Linked DNA regions of Homo sapiens: region 1 is linked to region 2. Evidence: chromatin loops called from intact Hi-C (ENCODE). Cell type or tissue: dorsolateral prefrontal cortex. All regions are shown on one strand. Region 1 has its middle 7.6 kb from the start of MGAT5. Region 2 has its middle 63 kb from the start of MIR3679.

Evidence for each region. Hi-C counts contacts between places; a loop is a spot of excess contacts. Peaks named below come from ENCODE experiments on the same cell type or tissue, not always from the same donor. Only the 100,000 strongest peaks of a DNase experiment are listed, where the experiment ranks them.
Region 1: it touches region 2 in a loop (2.0-fold over the local background); 10 of 110 quality-filtered maps call a loop at or near these places.

Annotation. Positions count from the first base shown.
Region 1 is chr2:134,242,466-134,250,465 of GRCh38, reverse strand. It overlaps a transcript of MGAT5 not described here. Among named protein-coding and RNA genes, the nearest start is that of MGAT5, 7.6 kb to the left of the region's middle. RefSeq lists enhancers at 2,217-2,306, 2,367-2,416, 4,802-5,302, 5,303-5,803. In dorsolateral prefrontal cortex, CTCF peaks have their summits at 4,680 and 4,881 (motif pointing right); DNase peaks (open chromatin) are centred at 4,106 and 4,895; H3K4me3 peaks cover 563 bases; H3K27ac peaks cover 1,189 bases.
Region 2 is chr2:134,186,057-134,194,056 of GRCh38, reverse strand. It overlaps a transcript of MGAT5 not described here. Among named protein-coding and RNA genes, the nearest start is that of MIR3679, 63 kb to the right of the region's middle. In dorsolateral prefrontal cortex, no CTCF peak of the experiment used is centred here; a DNase peak (open chromatin) is centred at 3,026; H3K27ac peaks cover 858 bases.

The DNA of each region.
Region 1 (8,000 bases), 56 kb before region 2:
AAGATCATCAGGAATGACCAGACAATTAATGAGGAAGCCCTAGACTAACAGTGATCAAGAAGTTGTTGCTGGAGCTAAGAAGATGCCTACCTCCAGACCTTCTAACGGCTGTGTCCTCTAGCTAAGTCATCCAATGGGCACAGTGGGACTATACAGTGGATCTCAGAAGACCTTGTTGCCAACCAGAGTAATGTCAGCTCATGGCCGTGACTTCATCAATTCACTTCCAGAAAAAAGTTTGCACCAAGTCTGTTTGCAGAATTAGCCACCTCAATATGCATCCCCTCTATCCTCCTACTTTCTAAAAGAGTAGCAATCACCTTGTTCCTTCCCACTGACGCCTCAACACAACAAAATCATCTTCAACCTTTATAAAGATGGTTAGAGATCTCTGGCAAAGAAATGTGTCAATTCTCCTGAAAGAAAGAAAAAAAAAGCACATGAAAAGATGCTCAACATCATTAGTCATTAGAGGAAATGCAAATCAAAACCACAATGAGATACTAACTTCACACTCATAAGGACATACAGATAAGAACAAGTGTTGGTGAAGATGTGGAGAAATTGGAACCCTCATCTACCACTGGTGGGAATATCAAATGGCGCAGCCAGTGTGGGAAATAATCTGGCAGTACCTCAAATAGTTAAACATGGAGTTACTGTATGATCCAAACAATTCTGCTTCTAGGAACTCTCCCAAGAGAAATGAAAATACGTGTCTACACAAAAACTTGTACACAGAAGTACTCAGCAGCAGTATCCATACTCAGCAGCATTATCCATAATAAACAAAAGTAAAACCAGCCTAATGTGCATCAACTGAGGAAATGGAAACAAAACTGCCATATCCATGCAATTAAATATTATCTGGCTATAAAAAGGAATGAACTGATTATGCTACACATAGATGACTCTTAAGAACATTATACTAAGCAAAAAAAGTAACAAAAAAACACATATTGCATGATTCCATTGATATTAAATGTCTAGAATAGGCAAATCTGTAAAGGCAGAAAATACATTAGTACTTGCTTAGGGCTGGGGTATGGAGAATGGAGGAAATGAGAGGTGATAGCTAAGGTGTATAGGGTTTTTCTAGGGGGTAACAAAAAGGTTCTAAAATTGTGGTGATAGGAGCATAATTCTGTGGACATACCAAAAGCCATGGAGTTGTATACGTTTAAATAGGAGGATGGTATGATATGTGTATCATATCTCAAAAAAAAAACTGTTAAAAAAAAAAAAGAAAAAAGAAAGCAAGCCCACCTCTAAAGCTATGGGGAAAAGGAGGAGTTTGGCTTAGAGCAGGCAGATGAGTGTCATGGGCCTAGCACAGCCAAGACCAGGGCAGGAACTAAGGGCTGGCCATGGGCCTAGCAACAGAAGGAAACCACAGTGATCTACTTCCAGTTCACCACATATGACCGCTCTTATAACCTCTGGATCAACCTTACAGGCTCCTGGCCAGGAGCCTGGCTTCAGAAGGCTCCTGGCCCACCTTGTCTGGCAAATGCCAATTTCTCAACCCACCTGAGAACACTGAGCAGCAGCCCAGTTCCAATGGAGTGAGAACGAGACCAATGAAGCAGTTCCTCCAGGTGGCCATCCAACATCCCTGGAGGCCCTATTTCTGACACAAGGGCCTGCCTCCTCAGAGGATAAACAAAGGCAGAAATGCCCATCCCTTCAGAAGCAATGCCAGCCCCAAGCAGAGATTTGGTCTCTTCAAATAGCCCTGCAGGACAATACCATCCCATGCGCCACATTCACACATTCACATAGGACAGCGCTGCTCTAACTTAGTGGTTCCCAGACCTCTCTGTCCTCACTGTGTACCACCTGAGCTACTTCATAGTCATCATTAAATGGTGGCTAAGGAGCCTACATTTAGCTTCATCCTGTACAGTAACCTTCAAGAAATCCTAAGTCACTGTGTCCACCCAATTTCCTTGGAAAATCCCACCCACATCTCCAGCCTCCAATCTCACCCCACCTCCTTCCTGCATAAAGCCTCCAGGGGCTCCCTAGACTGAGGAAAGCTCCCCTTCCATAGAGTACTCGTAACTCATAGCAGTTCGTGCTCCTTCCTTGCTCTATAGGACAATCCCGTTTCATCTCGCCTATGGGGTCTGTGAGGCCCCCAAAGACAAGAAATGCCGGCAATGGCCATGCCTTGCACACAGAGGGTGGTCATTAAGTATTTGCTAGATGGAAGGACAGGATGGTGGAAATGAGGTGAAGAAATGCAAATTAGCAAAGACCTCCAAGACCTCCTTCTGGTATGAGCCACAGAACCTGGGCATTCTGACAATACATTTGCACCTTACCTTTTACAAGATTTTACCCTTAGTAGTAAAACCCTTGAAGAGGCAGGGTTAAACTAAAGTGGATGTGATGGTAGTCAGGTATTAACAGAGAAGAAAACTGCAAAAAAACACTCCAGAAGAAAATTCTAGGGGGGCAGGGCAGTGAGATTACAGAAACAAAATATGTCTAAGACAAGGGATGGAGGGGAAAATACCCGGGAACCTTTCTTGGAGGCCACTTGTATTGTCACTGTTATGCTGAGAAGATCACAGAAAATAAGACCTGAAAGGGTGACAAGGAGGAACTGAGAGAACCTTGCATCAAAAACCTGAAAATCTCTGATCTGCAGCTTGTTCTACCATTGGCATTGTGTGATCCTAAGTGTGTCCATCTCAGTTTCCACATGTATAACATGGAGAAAGTTCTAGAAACACAGAACACTGTTAGAGCCACAGGAGTAGGGGTGAGCAACTGAGTTATTGGTTCTCAAACTGTGCTCCAAAGAACATCAAAGATTCATTCACAGAGATGTTCCAGAGGTTCCACAAATGTTTCATTTGACTTTTGGTTTTGTTTAAGATGTTTTTAAACATTTTTCAAAAAAAGTTTGACATGCCAAATCCTAAGATACTAGAGACAATCAATATACGTATCAATTTATATCGCAGAGACTCAGCAAAACTGCCCTGGCTACCTCCATACACTGAAGTTTGAACTTCAAATTTCCACCTTATTGGTCACAAAACTAATGCTCAGTAGTGGTCTAGTTTACGTTTTTTTTTTGTTTTTTTTTTTTTTTAATTCAGGCCCAGGTATCTATTCACATGAAATTGTATGACAAAAAAGCACTACCCTAATTAAATGCCAGATGAGAGTTGGTCACATATCTTGAAGTTCCAAGGCTGCTTGCCTGACTCCCATATTTTAAGTGACAACTGTCTTTAGATGTTAATAATTCAACTTTGAAACAATTTCTACTACTTCTCTTTTCAGCCTCCATCTCAATTTACATTAAAAGCAACTTAGAGTGCTTGGTAAGTTATTCTTTAAAATGATAGCCACTCCCATTCATAATTGGATGAATATGGACTGCTTCTACCGTGAACCAAAACACAGTGCAGAAATCAACTGGGTGCTAACCTTGCATTGACTGCACAACCTCTTACCAAACTCCTGGTTTTGTGCTCACCACAGAACCACATCTCCCTGGTCTAACAATCAACTTTAACAGGAAATATGATAAATTAAAATGTATAAAATACCTTTTTACAGACTGGAAGACAACGTCTGGTTTTGCTTAGGAAAATATCAAATGCAAACCCTCAATTTACAGAGGAAGACCCTGAGGCCAGAAAATATTATGTTTTCCAGTTAGAATCAAACCAGCACCCCAATTCCTGCCTAATACTACATGGCCTCCGCCAAACCAAGCTGAGTCTACCAGCTGCATGCGGAAACTCAGAAAGGAAGAGACCTCTCCGTATGGAACACAAAACAGAAACCAAAGTCCAGTACTATTAAGAAGCCGTGAGTCTAATGCAATGTCCCACCAACCTCAAGGGTTGAATCAACACATGAAAGGGAGAAAAATACACATTTACAGGATTACTGGTGTAAGAAAGACAGATGGAACGGGGACGGTGGTGGGGGGCAGTCTTCATCTAAATACAGTTGGTGTTAAAAGGAGAAGCAGAGGAGGAGAAGGGACAGGCAAAGCAGCTTTCTCTTCTAAAATAAATCCAAATTCCTGGGAAGAAGCTCTGAGGTCATTCACTCCCCCAGATGGCCCAGTGCCACCAACCTGATAGAGCCCACTCAGCAGGTGCCCAAAAGCTCAACTGTGAATCCCTGACAGCTGTGATGCCACCAACTCTCTTCTAGCTCTAGGAAGCAAAGGAGCTCAGGAGCAGGCAGGGTGCTGCCCAAGAAATAGGTATGAACAGAGACCTTTCACTTTCAGGACCTGGGTCCTTTTTTTTTTTTTTTTTTTTATAAACAGGAAAAACACATTCTAAATGAAAACAGTCTGTTCCCTTTGGAAGTGGCTAAACTAGTCTTATTTTAATTAACTAGCTGAAATACACCTGCTAAAAACAACACACCTTTGCTATCTTGGGAATACTCTTTGAATATCTGGGTTTTAAACAGCCCATCCCCTCTTACATTTGAAGTGATCAAAGCAAGACAGTCCTGTACCCAGAGTTTTAATTCATTACACTACACTTGCATTTTTCCTGTGGGCAGAGAAAGGAAAACCTCCAATGCCACCCACCTGAAGTGCATATTTGTCTTGCAGTTATACCATCCACTCAGTGGAGTTCAGGGCTCCATATCTGGCATCAATAGCAAAATAAATTTCCAAACACTGTAACAGGGCTGGTGAATCTGGGTCCAGAACATGCACTCTTCTTCCTGCCCTCTCTATTCCCAGGTTCTGCCACACCTACCCCAGCTGTTCTCTGACATTCACAGGTATAAAGAAGACAGATGGAAAGGAGATGGGGGTAGTCTTCACCTAAATACAGTTGGTGTTAAAAGGAGAAGCAGAGGAGGAAGGGACAGGCAAAGCAGCTTTAGAGGCAAAACAGGCCACTAGAGGGCGTGGGTGGGGTAAGAGAAAACCAACATTTGATGATTTTATCCTGACTTAGTCTCTTGGATGTGCACATTACTGGCAGGTGGACAAAAGGGAAAGAGGACAAGAGTGAGAAGGAAGCTGTGGTTGCTGGAGCAGATAAGATCTTCACATGTTCTATGAGTTTCATTCACTAGGCCCATACGATATTCACAGTTGAGAGAATTTCCTAACAACAAAAAAAGGCAACAGCGGTAACTCCAAGAATTCTGAGGGGCTGGGCGCTGTGGCTCACGCCTGTAATCCGCACTTTGGGAGGCCGAGGGGGCGGATCACGAGGTTGGGAGGTCGAGACCATCCTGGCTAACACGGTGAAACCCCGTCTCTCCTAAAAATACAAAAAATTAGCCGGGCGTGGTGGCAGGCGCCTGCAGTCCCAGCTACTCGGGAGGCTGAGGCAGGAGAATGGCGTGAACCCGGGAGACGGAGCTTGCAGTGAGCCGAGATCGCGCCACTGCACTCCAGCCTAGGCGACAGAGCAAGACGCTGCCTCAAAAATAATAATAATTCTGAAAACAACTACTAAACCAAAACAAAGCACGGGTCCCTGAAAAATGAAATAAATCACTTTAATCCAATGTTTCTCAATCTTTGCACAACTGACATATGGGTCTGAATAATTTTTTTGTTGTGGGAAGCTATTAGAGGTTTAACAGCATTGCTGGCCTCTAGCCACTAGATGCCATTAGAGCCCTCCAATAACCCTCTATAACTAGAGGGTTGTGACAATCGAAAAATGTCTCTCAACACTGCCAAAACTGCCTCGGTTGAGAGGGACTGCCTTACCAATCAACAGGATCTTACTCACCCACTGGAAGATGCTCAGACAGGTTCTGCCCATGTAACTAGAATGCAGAGTGAGAGAGAAGCAGACCAAGGTGAACCTGGGAGTCCATCACCACCCCTCAAGACCAGCAGGCTCAGAAGCCTGTGCTGAGGCTGTGGAAGGCCTCAGAGTGAAGGAAGGTGGCCGACTGCTGATGCTGTCTCAAGGTGACTGATAAATGAGTCTCATTTTCTCCACATCTCTCAGTGCTGTCTGGGCACTGACTGAGAATCTCATTCCTAGGCTAGCTGTGCCCAATTTACTAATGAGTATTAAGGCACTGGGCCTCTGCTCCAAAGACCTGGTCCATAAATCAATGAGCACAGGGAAGAAGGCTTTGAGCAAGACCAAATCTGGATGATGCTTCATCAGACAGCCATTAAAAAAAAAAACAAAAAACGCTAGGATTGTCACCTGGCATCCGGCCCAGGAAACCATGAACAGGCTTTAAGATAGGTTGATAATGACTCTCTAAGAAGAAAGAAAGAATCATCTGTGAAAAGATCACACAGCATGTCAATTTGTCAGGTAGGTCTCCTTAATGTTGAATGAAAATACTCAAAAGATTTGCTTCCACTCTCAAAGGACAGTAAAGCCACAAAGAAATTTTATAATAAGTGTAAAATGCACCTTTTCTCTGAGGATCAGACTTCTGGCAACACTCTACATCTAGAAAAAAAACCAAGAATGACAACAGGCCAAAATGGCCCCAGTAATAAAGAAAATCACAATCACAAAAATCACCACACTTATTTCAAAAATATGGGTAATGCCTTCAAGATAAAGCTCATTATTTCCAAATGCTTCCTAAGCCCTCCAGCCCAATTACCCCGACCCCTAGTACCCCTCTCCTCCACCTCGGGAGGAGCACCGGCTGGGTACTGGCCTACCCCAGGAGTGTTCCAGCTGCCCTATTTGCAGAAAAGGGACAGTCCTCCCCAAATCTGATTTGGTTAAAAAAATGAACTAGCTAAGCAGTGAAGAAATACATATGTGTGCACACACATGCACAATCTGAAGTGACCACTCAGGCTTATCCAACTTAACCTTATAAAGAAGTTCTCATCACTTCTAAAATAAAGTTACAGTAGTCAAGCCACTCAATCGCACAGCCCTAAGCTTTAACAGACCCAGAGTCATAAAAGTCAAGGTCTGAATTTTCTTAGGGAAGAAATCATTGGTTAGATGCTGGCTGATAAGTTCACTAGTTCCTTAATGTATACACCAAGGTCAACTCTCCCAAACACTGCAAATAACTTGGGTCAGCCTGACTGGTTTCTGGTCACAAACCCTCAGTTTGCACAAATGATAAACCAGCTCAAGTTAAAAATGGAGCTTCTCAGGAGAGTTTCTTGCCCTCAGAGCTTAGGACTGACTAAACCAGGACCTCCCAACTATGATGTACATAGAATCACCTGGACTGCTCTTTAAAAAATAGAGATGCCCAGCTATCACACCCAAAGATTTTGATTTACTTTGTCTCAGGTGTGGCCCAAGCAGAGGTATTTTTATTTTAAGCTGCTTAGATGATTTTAATACACAGCCAGGCATGAGAACATTTAAAAGACATTCTATAACAACTCTATTGGCCCTATCTAGTGAAACCCAAAATGTGATCCATTCTAGAATTTTAAGAGGTAAGCTCTCTGCTCTTCTCCCACCCCACAAATGTAGAGTCACTGGCTTACTAGATAATTCATCTGCCAAGGTAGGCTTGTTTTCTCCTTAAAGGAATCACAAACTGGTCTTAGGCCAATGCCCTGCCTGAGTAGCCAGACTTTCAATAGCTAGTCTACCACAGAGCCTTGTTAGATCATCCCACACTATGGAAGGACTTGTAGAGAATAATGCTGAACTAATACAGCTTTTATTAACCTCTCCTGGGCATTTGGCTCCAAAGATGAGAAATGATTTGAGGCTAGCCCAAAAGCCTCGATGTCTACAATGCTTTTAGCAACTAGCACCTCTATAACATTGCTACTCGAACTCTCATCTGTGGAAAGGTAGCACTGAAATGATCTGGCAGGTTGTTAAAAATGCAGAATCTTAGGCCCAATCCCAAAACAATAGAATCAATTGGTGTTTATAACCAGACTGCAAGGTTACTTGTTTTCACATGAGAAGCACTGCTTTTTACCTTATCTAGGATAGTAAGAGCAGGGGCAGATCAGATCCTAATTTCCAGTGGAGGATAACAGAGAACATGGCACAATTCTCCTTTTCATAACACGT
Region 2 (8,000 bases):
ATGATTCAAGAGCAATTCAAGGTTTTCGGCAAATGCCTGTTCATTAACCCAGTAGGAGGTGCAATACCATCTGGCACCAGTGTCCAGCGGAAGATATATCGCTCAGGGTCAATTCTGAGCAGCAGGCAAGTTTATTTTTACTCATTCTAAGATTTTATGCACAAAAGTACAAGGACATAAATGTCTTGAGTTAGGCGTGCCAGGAAGATTTAACAGGCCTGGAAAATGGGATCCAAAAATGGGATCTAGCAGAAGCCAACTTTCATCGCGATTGATTAAAACACTCTCCCAGCAAACCCCACAGGGCCTGGGCTAGAAACTTGTCAAAACACACACACACACACACACACACACACACACACACACACACACACACACACAAAGATTTGGGGTATGTAAGAGAGGGGAGATTGCCCTGTTTCCTCTGATGTCAAAAAACTCAGAGGGGCTCACTCACATTCAGGTTGGGACTCCCAAGAGGGCTAGGAAGGAGGGCTTAGGGGGCATGTCCACCACCGCCTGGGCACAAGGGCAGCTGCTGTGTGAAGAGCCAGCTAGCCACTGGGTGGTGGGGACCCCTATAAACAGGCCCATTTTGCCAGGTTCTCCCCCTGGGGATCGTTCTCTTTTAACCTCATGTAACAGCTGGATGTGGTACATGTCTATAATCCCAGATATTCAGGAGGCTGAAGTGGGAGGACTGCTTGAGTCCAAGAGTTTAAGATGAGCCCATGCAACACAGGGAGACCCCATCTCTACAAAATAAAGTAGCTAGGCATGTTGGCATGTCCCTGTAGTCCCAGCTGCTTGGGAGGCTGAGGTAGGAGAATTGCTTGAATCTGGGAATTCAAGGCTGCAGTGAGTCATGACTGCATCACTGTACTCTAGCCTGGGTAACATAGCGAGACCTTGTCTCAAAAAAAAAAAAAAATAAAAAATAAAAATAAAAATAAAGTAACCTCACAGAGCCAATCAAAATATCACTTTTCCAAGTGAAATTACTGTTTTTTTCTAATAGACCAAAATACTTGCTCAATCACAAAAAATTTATTAAATACTGGAAAACCACAAAGAAAAATTTTTTTAAACATCATTCATCATTCCACTCCCTACAGATGGTAAAATTTTAGTATGTTCCATATATATTCCCATATATGGTATATCATCCATACACATATATCACAAAAATACACTTATATTTATGCTTGCTTTCTTACAGCCTTTTATATCACAACAGATTTTAAACATTTTCCCATGATAAATATTTTACCACAATTTAAAAGCTAAGTAGTAATTGCATGTTTTACTTAAATAATCCCACAGTACTAGGCATTTAATTTGTTCAATTTTTCTATTTAAAAAAGTAATAAAAATAAAAATAAAAAAATAAAAAAATTTTAAAAAGTAATGCAATAGTCTTTCACTCCTACATTTGTATATCATACCTCTGTATATTTCCTTAGAGCAAAGGAATTATCTGATACAATAATACGAGGATTTTTAGGCTTGTGTAGCAGTGATATCCCATGTTTCTTTCAGTAAAATTGTACTGATTTACATCCCCAAAACTAGCAAGATATAGCTAGCAAGATATAAGGATGCCTACATACCTGTTTCATTCCAATTTGTGCTGCTATGACAGAATACCTGAGACAAGTAAAGAACAGAGATTTATTTCTTGCAGGTCTGGAGGCTGCGAAAGCCCAAGTTCAAGGGGCCTGCATTTGAGGGCATTCTTGCCAAGTCACTCCACGATGCAAGAGCACACTCATGGGAGGAGGAAGAGAAAAGGAGGAGGAAGAGAAAAGAAGGGAGCCAAACCCACCCTTTCATCAGGAACCCGCTCGCGCAAGCAGAAGAAAAAAGGCGTGAACCCACCTTTTCATCAGGAACCCACTAGCGCGAGGAGGGCGCGAACCCACCCTTCCATCAGGAACCCGCTCGCGCGAGGAGCGCGCAAACCCACCCTTCCATCAGGAACCCGCTCGCGCCAGGAGGAAGAGGAAGGCGCGAACCCACCCTTCAATCAGGAACCCGCTCACGCGAGGAGGAGGGCGCGAACCCACCCTACCATCAGGAACCCGCTGGCGCGAGCAGGAGGAGAAGGAGGGCACGAATCCACCCTTCCATCAGGAAGCCGCTGGCGTGAGCAGGAGAAAGAGGGCGTGAACTCACCCACCCATCAGGAAGCCGCTGGCGCGAGCAGGAGGAGGAGGGCGCGAATCCACCCACCCATCAGGAACCCGCTCGCGCGAGGAGGAGGAGGGCACGAAACCACCCTACCATCAGGAACCTGCTAGCGCAAGGAGGAGGAGGAGGAGGAGGGCGCGAACCCACCCTCCCATCAGGAACCCGCTCACGCCAGGAGAAAGAGGAGGAGGAGGAGGGCGAGAACCCACCCTCCCATCAGGAACCCGCTCGCGCGAGAAGGAAGAGGGTGCGAACCCACCCTCCCATGAGAAACCCACTTGCGCCAGAAGGAGGAGGGCGCGAACCCACCCTCCTATCAGGAACCCGCTCCCGCAAGGAGGAGGAGGAGGAGGAGGCGAAAGACGGCGCGAACCCACCCTTCCATCTGGAACCTGCTGGTGGGGGGGGTAGGGGGAGGGGGCGAACCCACCCTTTCATCAGGAACGCGCTCCCGCGATAACCCACGCGCTCCCGCGATAACCTCATTCATCTATTCAGGAGGGTTGAGTCTGCATGACTTAATCACCTCTTAAAGTTCTCACCTGTAAACAGTATTGCACTGGGATGTTTCCAACACATGAACTTTGGAGGACACATTCAAACCATGACAATACCCCATGCTCTCAAAGTTTGTCGTGTACGTTTTATTGTCACTTTAAAACAGCACATGCCAATTAGGTACGACCAACTATTACTAATAAAAATCACAATCACAACAGGTACTGGGTGCGTACTATGTGCCAGGCACATAATACAGAAAAAGAACAGACGGTGCCAGGGACTGGCGGGGAGGGACACAGTTTCGGCTTGGGAACATGAAACGTTCCAAAGCAGGGGGATGGGCTGAGCCCAGGAATTGGAGACCAGCCTGGGCAACTTGGCAAGATTCTGTCTCTAAAAAAATTTTTTTAAATAGCTGACTGGGTGCACTGGCTCACACTTGTAATCCCAGCACTCTGGGAGGCCGAGACGGGCAGATCACTTGAGCACAGGAGCTCAAGACCAGCCTGGGCAACATGGCAAAACCCCATCTCTATTAAAAAAAATACATAAATTAGCCAGCCATGGTGGCATGCACCTGTAGTCCTAGCTACTCGGGAGGCTGACGTGGGAGTATCACCTGAGCCTGGGGAGGTTGAGGCTGCAGTGTTCCATGGATCATGCCACGGCACTCCAGCCTGGGCAAAGAGAGACTGTCTGAAAAAAACAAAAACAAAGGAGAGGAGATTTGAAAACAAAGGGCCTCCTTTGAGCTTTGTAACTAGTTAGGGTGCTCCAGCCACTTGGGCTCCAATCAAATCCTCATCAAGTCCTTTGGAGTAATGCTAGTCTACACAATTTTTGTTGTTGTGGGGTTGGGTGGTGGGGAAGGGAGCTGGGACTACAAACTCTTCAGATAAAATGAAAATACTCCCGGGAACATTCAATCTTTAATTGCAGGGACAAACATGTACTGTGAAATTCATGAAAGTGAGAAGTCTGCAGTAGCAAGAGAAAAACAGCAAATCAAAGAAATGAACTACAGAAACCACACTTGCTACAAAAATCAAACATGGGAAAATCAGGTGACTGTTCACTAATAACTGAGATAGCAGGGAAGACCACAAAAAAATCTTACCACAAGCCTGCCCATCACCAGATTGCAAGTCTTCAGTGGCCAAGAACTTCAGATGCATAAAGCAGAAAGACAGCCTGCCCATCCACAAGCCAGCACCCCATGTCCATCCAAAGTTGGGGTGCATTTATTCAGAAGGGCATATCTGAAAGCCAGAAAGATACCTTATAACCAGCAACTCAGTGGATTCCCAAAGAATGTCACAGAAAAGTTTTAAAACCACATTCTCCAAAGACTCAAATTCAGAAAAGCAGTATTTGTGGTATATTTAGTAAAAGGTCACCATAAAATTCCAGAAGACAACTTAATTGCCATGAGACTAAATAAAGTTATTCTAAAGAAAAGGAAAAGAGGCCAGGCACAGTGTCTCATGCTTGTAATCCCAGCACTTTGGGAGGCCGAGGTGGGTGGATCAGGAGGTCAGGAGATGGAGACCATCCTGGCCAACATGGTGAAAACCTGTTTCTAGTAAAAATATAAAAATTAGCTGGGCATGCTGGCAGGCACCTGTAGTCCCAGCTGCTCGGGAGGCTGAGGCAGGAGAATCGCTTGAACCCAGGAGGCAGAGGTTGCAGTGAGCCAAGATCACGCCATTGCACTTCAGCCTGGCAACAGAGCGAGACTCTGTCTTAAAAAAAAAAAAAAAAAACAAAAAAAAACTAGAGCCATGAGGTTAGTCATATGTTATTGCATAACCAGAAACCCAACCTGACATTGGATTAGAGCAGCAGCACCAACATGAGAAAAGAGCTGGGCCCACTTCTCCCAAGAAGCCCTTCCCAGGCCACCATCTTATATTTTGCTATCTCACATATAATTTCCCTATTGTACAGTAAAGAATCTGACTGGCCTTTGCCCCTGGTTGGGAAGAGGGATGGTTCAAAATCCTTGGACTACCTGCTGTAGTAGGAGTGTATTTATTTTTGATAAACCCCTTGGATCACACCTGAGTTTACACTAAGATGAGATGACTCAGGCTGGAGTCTGGTCACCAGAAAAACCAACCATGCAATTAGAGGATCAGGGCTCTAAGCCAGCCCAATCCAGAGAGGGGAAAGGAGGGGACTGGAAATTGAATCATTGGCCATGTGGTTGTACTCAATCAATCCTGCCTATGTAACGAAACCCCAATAGAAACTGGACACCAGGCTCACTGGAGCTTTTTGGTTGGTAAACACATCAACGTGCCAGGCAGGTGACACACCCTAGTTCCAAGGGACAAGACACAGGAGCTCTGCATTCGCGACCCTCCCAGACATCAGCCCATGTGTCTCTTCATTTGACTGACCTTCACTTAGACCCTTTATAATAAAACCATAGTTGAAAATATAGTGCTTTCCTGAGTTCTGAGATTCATTCTAGTAAATTATCAAACCTAAGAAGGCCATGGGAACCCCTTGGATTGTAACCAGTCAGTCAAAAGGGTGAATGGCCTGGAAGTCCCACTTACAGTGGGCATCTGAAGTGGGAACAGCCTTTTGGGAACCATACCCTTTAACTGATGGGGTCTGCACTAACTCTGGGTGGTTACAATAGAATTATATTGTAGTATACTAGGAGGTGTCAGAACACACCCCCACCACCTCCTTTTTCCAGTTAATTCAAGTGCTACACACCAGTTCAACACTCAGGTCCAAATAACACAACTTTTACCTGCCAATATTTATGCCAACTGTTAATGACCAACAATCTTCTTCCTTTTAGTAACAGCTAAAATGTTTTAAGTACTTACTACCCCAGACATGGTTCTAAGACCTTCCACATGTATTAACTCAATCATCACAGCAACCTCATAGGATAGGTACTGTATCATTCCCACTTTGCAGATGAGAGCACTGAGGCATAAAGTGGTTAAGGGACTTGTGCAAGGCCACATGGCAGAGGGGCCAGGATTCAAAGAAAAAGCTCCTCCATCCCTAGAGGCTGTCCCTTAGCCACAAGTCTACAGGAAAAGCTGTGCCTTATGGCTGCCTACCCTTGAGGGCCCTTGGACAGCCACTACTCTCTATCCTCACTTGCTCCCATTCTCCAACCTCAGAATGGCCTCATGCCGATTTCCTTAGGGAAGAATGTGTGCTTTTTGATGGCAAAATTATCCAGCTTTGACTGCAGCTCAGGAGAACTAATTTTGAGAACACAGCACTGAGGGAGGTTAACTATTTCCCTGAAAGTCTTTTCCAACAAAAACACAAATTAGCAGCTAGATGGTACTGGATGTGAATAAAAGTGACAAATTTCACTGCAATAAATGAAGAGGTTCAAAGTTTTTCCTTTTCAGCACCGTCTCTTTCACCACAGGCGGAATCTCTCCACGGCTGACACAAACCTCCTCTCCCTTATTTTTCCCTATTACTTAAAGTGTTCAATACTTCTTCATTTTTATTAAATTGATAATACAGTTTGAAGTTTTCAGTGTGTTTAGTGTAGCAATTAAAACCTCAGGCAGTCACGGTGGAAATTTTTCAAATAAAAATTATATAATGAGATCAGTGGGTGGCCTTTCAATTTCATTCACTTATCCGATCAATATTTTGAACATTTGCTGCCTGCAGCAACATTCTAGACACTCGGGACATAGCAACAAAGTTGACAAAGTCCCTGCCTGCCCTCATGACACTTACATGCCAGAAGGAGAGACAAAGAAGGAATGGGCAAACATACATGTGTGTGCATGTACATGCACATGTGTGTATAACTTCAAGAAATGGTAAGAGTTCAAAGAAACAGAGCAAGTAAAGATCTGGGGGAAGTAAAAGACAACGTGTGTGGCTGGAGTGAAATAAATCATAGGGAAGGTAGCAGGAGATAAAGTCAGAGAGGGGCCAATTCATTCTCAACGGATACATCCAACCCCTTATCATTACCTCCCTCCCCTCACCTGAGTCCATGTCACTATCACTTCCACTGGAAGATTGTCATACCTTCCTAGCTGATATCTGCTTCTATTCTTGCCCCTTACAGACAATTCTCCATGCAAGCGGAATGATCCTTGTAAAAACAAATCCAATCAACTCAGGACCTCCTCCTGCTCAAAATTCTTCACACACGTCCATCATAATCATGATGGAACCCAAATTCTGAGCCCTGCCCAGCAAGGCTTTCCATATACGGGCACTACTTGCCCTCCACACTCGGCCCCTGGCTCCCTTTACTCCACCCACACGGCCCTCAAGCTAGGTCAAGTTTGTTCCTGCCTCAAGGCCCCTGCAGGTACCCTCTCTTCCTCACGGAACTTTCTTCACCTTGGATACTGCCTTGGCACTCTGCTCAAACATCACTCCTTCAAGCAGCCTCCTGGACCACCCAACCTAGAATAGCTCCCCACGCGGCACTATCTCCTGCCCTACTTGGTTTTTCTTCACAGCCTGAATCTCCACCTGACATCAGATTTACCTGTTTCTTCCTCTGCCTTTATTCATCACTGTACCTCCAGTGGCTACAACAATTCTGAGTGCAGAGTAGGACCTCAATCAATGCATGTCAAATGAAGGAATGAATGACTTTGATGATGCCATCACTGACTCGGTTATACAGAGTAAAGTCACGATCCACAATCCTGGGCATCCATGCTATCCACACCAGCTGGCAGGGACAAGGCACACCTGGTTCACATCCTGTCACCTGCTAAGCCCAGAAGGCAACATCATCCATCAGACTCAGCCAACTGCTCCAATTAACGTGCTCCGATTCTGACCCTAGGAAGACATGGACTCCCTACAAAATCATTTGACAACCCAACATGTATGCAAAAAGGCCAACAAGTGCTCCTTAATTGATGAATTTCTCTAAATCTGAGGTAAGTGGCACTGACATCTCAAATCCTCTTTGCCAGTAAATGGGTGGGCAGAAATTCCAAGTAAAAAAAAAAAAAGAAACGACTCCAGGGCTCCTTTTTCCTTGACTATCCCCTCTGGCTGCTCAGTCTTTATACACCTCCTCTCTGCCCGTTAGATTGGGCAAAATCTCCCCCATCACTAGGACAGCACAGTGTGTTCCATCCAGAGTAACTCTCACTACACAAAAGGCTGACACATTCTAGGCTAAAATCATAACTGGGCTTTAACTGGACCCTTCCACATTGAACTGCTCTTTCCCATTTGGGGAGACAGGCAGGATTGAGGAATCTGTCTTCTGACAATTTGGGATCAGTCTTCTCTCTTGCTTTCTTTCCCTCAAGTTGCAAACAGTAAGTCAT